Linked DNA regions of Homo sapiens: region 2 is linked to region 1. A link is a loop called in an ENCODE intact Hi-C map of the cell type or tissue named here. Cell type or tissue: gastrocnemius medialis. All regions are shown on one strand. Each heading gives the region's core, and the rest is flanking DNA. Links, peaks and the distances in the headings are about the cores only.

Evidence for each region. A loop is a pair of places that touch in the nucleus more often than their neighbours do. Peaks named below come from ENCODE experiments on the same cell type or tissue, not always from the same donor. Only the 100,000 strongest peaks of a DNase experiment are listed, where the experiment ranks them.
Region 2: a loop joins it to region 1, with 1.8 times the contacts of the local background. A loop is called at or near these places in 2 of 110 quality-filtered maps.

Annotation. Positions count from the first base shown.
Region 1 is chr6:158,375,333-158,378,153 of GRCh38, forward strand. All of the region lies in intron 1 of TULP4 (TUB like protein 4), which reads left to right. Among named protein-coding and RNA genes, the nearest start is that of SNORA116, 54 kb to the left of the region's middle. In gastrocnemius medialis, for the core only: no CTCF peak of the experiment used is centred there; a DNase peak (open chromatin) is centred at 1,529; H3K27ac peaks cover 2,264 bases.
Region 2 is chr6:158,255,744-158,258,564 of GRCh38, forward strand. It overlaps a transcript of TULP4 not described here. Among named protein-coding and RNA genes, the nearest start is that of TULP4, 55 kb to the right of the region's middle. In gastrocnemius medialis, for the core only: no CTCF peak of the experiment used is centred there; a DNase peak (open chromatin) is centred at 1,538; H3K27ac peaks cover 2,500 bases.

The DNA of each region.
Region 1 (2,821 bases), core at 51-2,550:
CCATTCATCAACCACTTGTTGAGTTTCTCCTGCATATTAACATTTGCCACTGTGAATAAAACGATAAATGAGAGGTGGTCTTTCCCTCAGTGATGGAGTGGTTTGGTGAGGAGACAGGACACACAGTTCCAGTGTAACCAGACAGGTGAGGAGGATGAGAAGGGTGTGCAAGGTGCAGAAGAACAGGAGTGAGAGGTGTTTCCTCTGGGGATGGAAGAAGTTAATCAGGGAAAAGTGTACAGGGAAAGTTACATTTGATCTGAGTTTTGAAGGAGGAAAAGACACAGACCATCACTGAGTGGTAAGAAGAAGGCTAGCTTTATCTTGAGAAGGAGTTTGTAAGAAACACTGTAGGGTAAAATGCACGCTGCTTAGTTTCATTAGCAAGTGCTTATTAAACAGCTACTCCTGACCTTGGATGGTGTTTGGAGTAAACTAATATATATAATACAGAAATATGTAGGGATCCCCATGAACAAGAACCCAGGCTAGATTTAAGAAGCCAGAGTAGTGGGGGCAAAGAATAGTGTGACTGAAAGTAATTAAACTTAAAAATATTTTGTCATGGGCAGGAACAAGGGAGATCATTGTGGCTTGATGGAAGTGAGGAGACAGGCTTACGACCTGCGGGATGGCTCTGCTTTGCTAGCTAGGGCTGGGATTTCAGGTCAGGGAAGAGCAGGGGCATGAAGGCCGGAAACTGTGGACGATGGGGGAAGTGAGGACAGCAGCTGGAGGAGCAGAGCATTAGTGGCTGTCACCTGCTGACCCAGCCCCCTTTTCCCTGCACCTCCTCTCACCTGCCTCCACTCATGTTGCAGTTGTCTATTGGATAGCACGTCACTCCAGACTCAGTTACTTAAAAAAGCGGTAACCATTTCTCTCTCATGGGTTCTGGATCAGGAACTTGGGAGCATCCTACTGGGCACTTCTGGCTTAGCATCTGTCATGAGGCCACAGTCGAATGGTGGGTGGGTGTTGCTGGGCATGTGGAAGGCTCTTCGTCCCATGTCTGGTGCCTACACTGGACAAAGCCTCCTGCTGAGCACCTCTGCCTCTCTCTTTGTGGCCGATCCACGTGGCCTCTTCCGCATCCCCGGCTCCAAAGGCATATGTCCGGGGGGAGAGAAATATGGGAGGAAGGAGCACCACCTCTTCTACGTCACCCTGAAAGTCACACAACATCTCCTCCATTGTAGTCAGAAGCCCACCAGATTCAAGAGGAAAGAACTTAGATCCCACCTCTCAAGAGGGAGGTTTCAGTGTCACAATTGAAGAAGAGCGTGTGGAGTGAGATCTGTTAGTGTGGGCGTCTTTGGGAAATGCCATCTGCCACAGCCTCAGAGGCTGGAAGGGCTGCCTGCATGCTTTCTCAGCCTCTGTTGTGGGATATCAATGAGACATAGGAGAAGTTGGCTGGAGCCCTGGGAAAACTTTTCCACATAACAGGAGCAGATGTGGCAGTCTCTGTCTCATGCTTACCCTGTTGAATGTGGCTGTCAGGCCAGTAGCTGCGGCAGCCATCCCATGACCACAGGGAGCAGCTGAGGGACTCAGGGCAGCTGTCTCTGACACCTGTGACAGCCACTGGAGAATGACAGCAACTGCCTACCTCGAGGCTGTTTGATGGAAAAGTAAAACTGCTTGTCTGAGACACTGTTACTTGGGTTTCTGTTGCTTATACCTGGATGTCTTTCTCATTGATCTGGTATGTGATATTACATAATATGGGATAGGTGAGGTGGTAAGATTTTTAAATTATTGCTGTGTAAAAGTAGTTAAAATTTTAATGGGCAGTGGGAAGCCATTGAGATTTCTGTACAGAGAGCAGTCCATGTGCTTATGAAGCACCCAGCACGCCTGCCACGTGGCCAGCACTGTCTTACACACACAGTAACATCTCTGTGGCTAAGTAACTTACAGTTTACTTGGAAAGAGAAAAACAGGTGAGTGATAACACCCACCACATAGGTATGATTTTATATGTGCCAGGTATTATGCTACAGATGTGGCATGAACTATTGCATTTAAACCTTAGGAGTATTACATGAGGAAGACACTCTTATCCCCATTGCTTTTATAATGAGGAAACAGATATTTAGAAAAGTTGAGTAGCTTGCCTAAGTTTAAAGGTAATCCATTTTGTGTAATGCAATGCATTAATTGTAATGTAAATGTAATTTGCCCTAGAATTGCAGACATTTCAAATCTTCACTTGACAATTATTTAACACATACATTGAGGCTCTAATTTGTGCTAGACACTATGCTGAGTGTTGAGAATATGGAGATGAGCATGATAGGGCTCCTGCCTTTGAAGAGCCAAGTCTAGCGGGTGGCTGACTTCTGCGTGACCACATTTGGGATGGAACAAGACATTTATTGAGGGTCTACCACGTACTAGGACTTTTTTTTTCCTTTTATTTCCACTGTGCTCAGAGACTCAAGTACTAGGAATATAATGTTTTAATGCACTGAGTTAAATTTTATAATGGTTATATATTGTAATATGAGAAACCATTCCAAAACACAGTACTTAAAACAACTGTTTATTTAGCTCAGGATTCCGTGGGTCAGCAGTTGGCCTGGGCTGAGCTAGGCGGTTCTTACACTCTCAGCTAGACTCAGTTATGTGTCTGGTCAGCTGCATTCAGCAAAACAGTTCTTCTCTGAGGGCTGATAGGCTCTCAGCTGGAATGTCAGAGGCAGCTAGGCCACATGTCTCTCTTTGTCCAGTAGGCTAGCCTGGGCTTGCTTTCAGTCTGCTGGGAAAACACGGTTCTGAGACAGAAGAGAAGCCCATTAAGTTCTCTGAAGGCCTA
Region 2 (2,821 bases), core at 44-2,543, 120 kb before region 1:
TGAAATAAATTTTCTTATTGTTTACACCAATTTAAGTTAGGGTTATCTGTTATTTGCAACCGAAGATGTGCTAACTGATGCAATAGCTGTCATTCTTTCCCTCATTGCATGAAGAAGTACAGGGTATAAAGGCAGAATTGATCTAGTCAGAAGGTCAGAGGTGGCTTCCCTGGGGAAATGCAGAGGCCTTGGTGGGAGAGATCCCTTTTCTTGCTGGGCCTCGTGTGCCACATTTAAGGATTTTGGTCTTTATCGCAAGAGCAGAGCCTGTTATAGGTTTAAGTACTGGGCTATGGCATGAATGCAGTGAACTCTTACTATTTAAAGTAACTCTCTAGTTACTTAAGCTACTCCTCCTGAAGAACACCTTGGCTTAACATTCCAGAGTTGAGTTTGATTTGCTGAGCAGGCAAGGAGCAGTCAGTGGTTAAGGCTTTGGTGATTAGTAGGTGTGTCCAGAAAGCACAGAAGAGCATCTTTGCTTGGAATCTGATGAAGTGAACAGCCCAGATTGTTTTCTTTTTTCTTTGCCAGTGCGTGCATGTGTGTATGTGTTTCTGTATGTATGTATATATATAACTTCTGTGTGTGTGTGTATACGTGGTATGTATACTAACATGTACACACATATACCACACTCACACAGGCAGCTTTCATGTTTTCTACTTTAAGGGTAACTTGTGAACATCCTGTTGTTCTCTAAGTCTTTGATCACTTCAATAAAAAAGTTGCAGCCGAGAAACCAAGAAACCTGTTGGCGGTTATAAAAACAAGATTGGTGGTCTTATTGTAAATAAAATGTTGAGGATGTATTAATATGTCTGAAATTGAACTTTTTAGCATTTCCAAAAGTTTTCCTTTAGATTTGATATAAGATCTGCTCTCACTCTTATACATATGGATATATTAGCAAAACTGGATTACAGCCCAGTGTAATCAGGCAGGGAACCTGTCTGAACCATATAGTGGAACTGCAATGAAAAGCTACAGTATTCTTGTAATTATATTAGGACGTGATGTCGTCCCTCCCTATGTTTATTAATTAGTGGAGTTGTAATGAGACTTCCCCCCTATGCTTTTAAGGATGCTGATCAGTGGGTATCCAGGCAGGATTTTAGTTGTGTTTGGGAGCCTTCTGTGTAAAGGTGGGAGGGATTGGTGTTTCAGGTGGCAGCAGGTGAGCCTCCTGCCAAGTTGGCATAATGGGAACAGGACTCTCCTGAGCTGCCATCTGTTTGTGGCTGATAGGAAACCAGCAGTGATTTCTGAGGAGTGAGGAACTGTTCCATTTATGTTGAAATATTTAGAAATTAGTAATGTTAAGACCGTGCTGATCAGGCTTAGTAGCCTGATCTCCAACCAGGTTAGTAGGTTGGAGAAAATGGACTGTGGAGTGAGTTTTTGTTGTTACTCATTTCAGAAGATGCCTACTTTGTTTGACAACCCCTGCCCCCTCTCCCTCCCAAAAAACAAAAAGCCAGGACTCTGTTCGTTTCTGCCCACCCAGACTCACCACTCAGGTCAGCCTCAGCTCTGTGCTTAGTTGCCTCAGGCCAGGGAACATGTTATTTATACGGCTGTCACATGTACACTGCCTGTGGTGTGTTTGCAATGGAGGGAATTCAGTCTGTCTCAAACTCTTATGATGTGTCTTTTTAAAAAAGTGTGGTAAAATATACATAACAAAATATATTATTGTAATCATTTTTCAATGTACAGTTCAGGGCCATTAAACAACATTTATATTGTTGTGCAGCCGCCATGGTGTGTCATGTTTCAACCAGGTGCTTTCATGGACTTTAAAAATAACGGTTGCTTCTTCTGTATGATGAATCATCAGCATGTTTTCTCTAATATGATGTCCCTTTGGTTTTGCAGCTTGCATTTACTTCTTTCCTGTAGGAGTTGATTAGGTGAATGGAGGTGCTGTGCCCACATTTCTTCTGGGTTTGATTTGCTGCCCTTGCAGCTGGGGAAGCTGTACCCTCCATGTATGTTGTCTCTGATGGTATCCTGAAAACTTTACTTTGTCTCCCCCATATTATACTCTCAAAGCAGCGGTACGAAATAGAGAACAACTCATTTCCCCTTTAACCTAGCATTAGTTGGTAGGTTGGCTGGAGGAGTTAAGTCTGTGGCCCAAGGGCCTACCAGAAAGTTGCTGTGGAGCGCTGCAGTGGCCTGGTGTGGAGCTGCAAGTTAGGGTTCTGTGGTCTAAGCCCTGCCACGGGAGCAGGTTCCAAGGGGTGGCTGATCTCTTTTTGGCTCTAGGACTCTGCTGGGTTCAGTCAACCACCTGTAGGTTTCTATCTTGCCTCTTTCAAAACAATCAGCGGAAAGGACTGTAGAACCCTCTATTAGTCAGGGGATTCTTGGTTACTGGTGAAAGAGACCTAACTCAACTAACACAAAAAAAGGGAATTCGTTGGAAGGATTCTGGGCTGTCTACGGAATCCAGGTCAGGAGCCAGGGATTGGGCTAGGATGCTGCATGGATGGGGCCAGGAGGACACTCTTTCTTTCTCTCTTTTGTCTTCTGCCTCTTTTCCAGCTGTCCACTCCCTCAGTGTTTCTGAGTTATTCCTTTTCTGTCATGGACCAGCAGTCTCTGCTGTTTGGTCCAGGTGGCACAACATGGCTGCCAGCCCCATGTTTTTCATATTATGACCCAGGTGTCCAGAGAGAGACTATTTTCTTTGTGTTCCAGAATTTCCAGGGAAGAGCTGATGAGTTGGTGTAGAAAATAGTGACTTCCATGGTAATGGTGGGAGGATGGAAGCCATTAAGGAAGTCGTTGAGGTTCAGCAGAAGGTCCGTCCTTG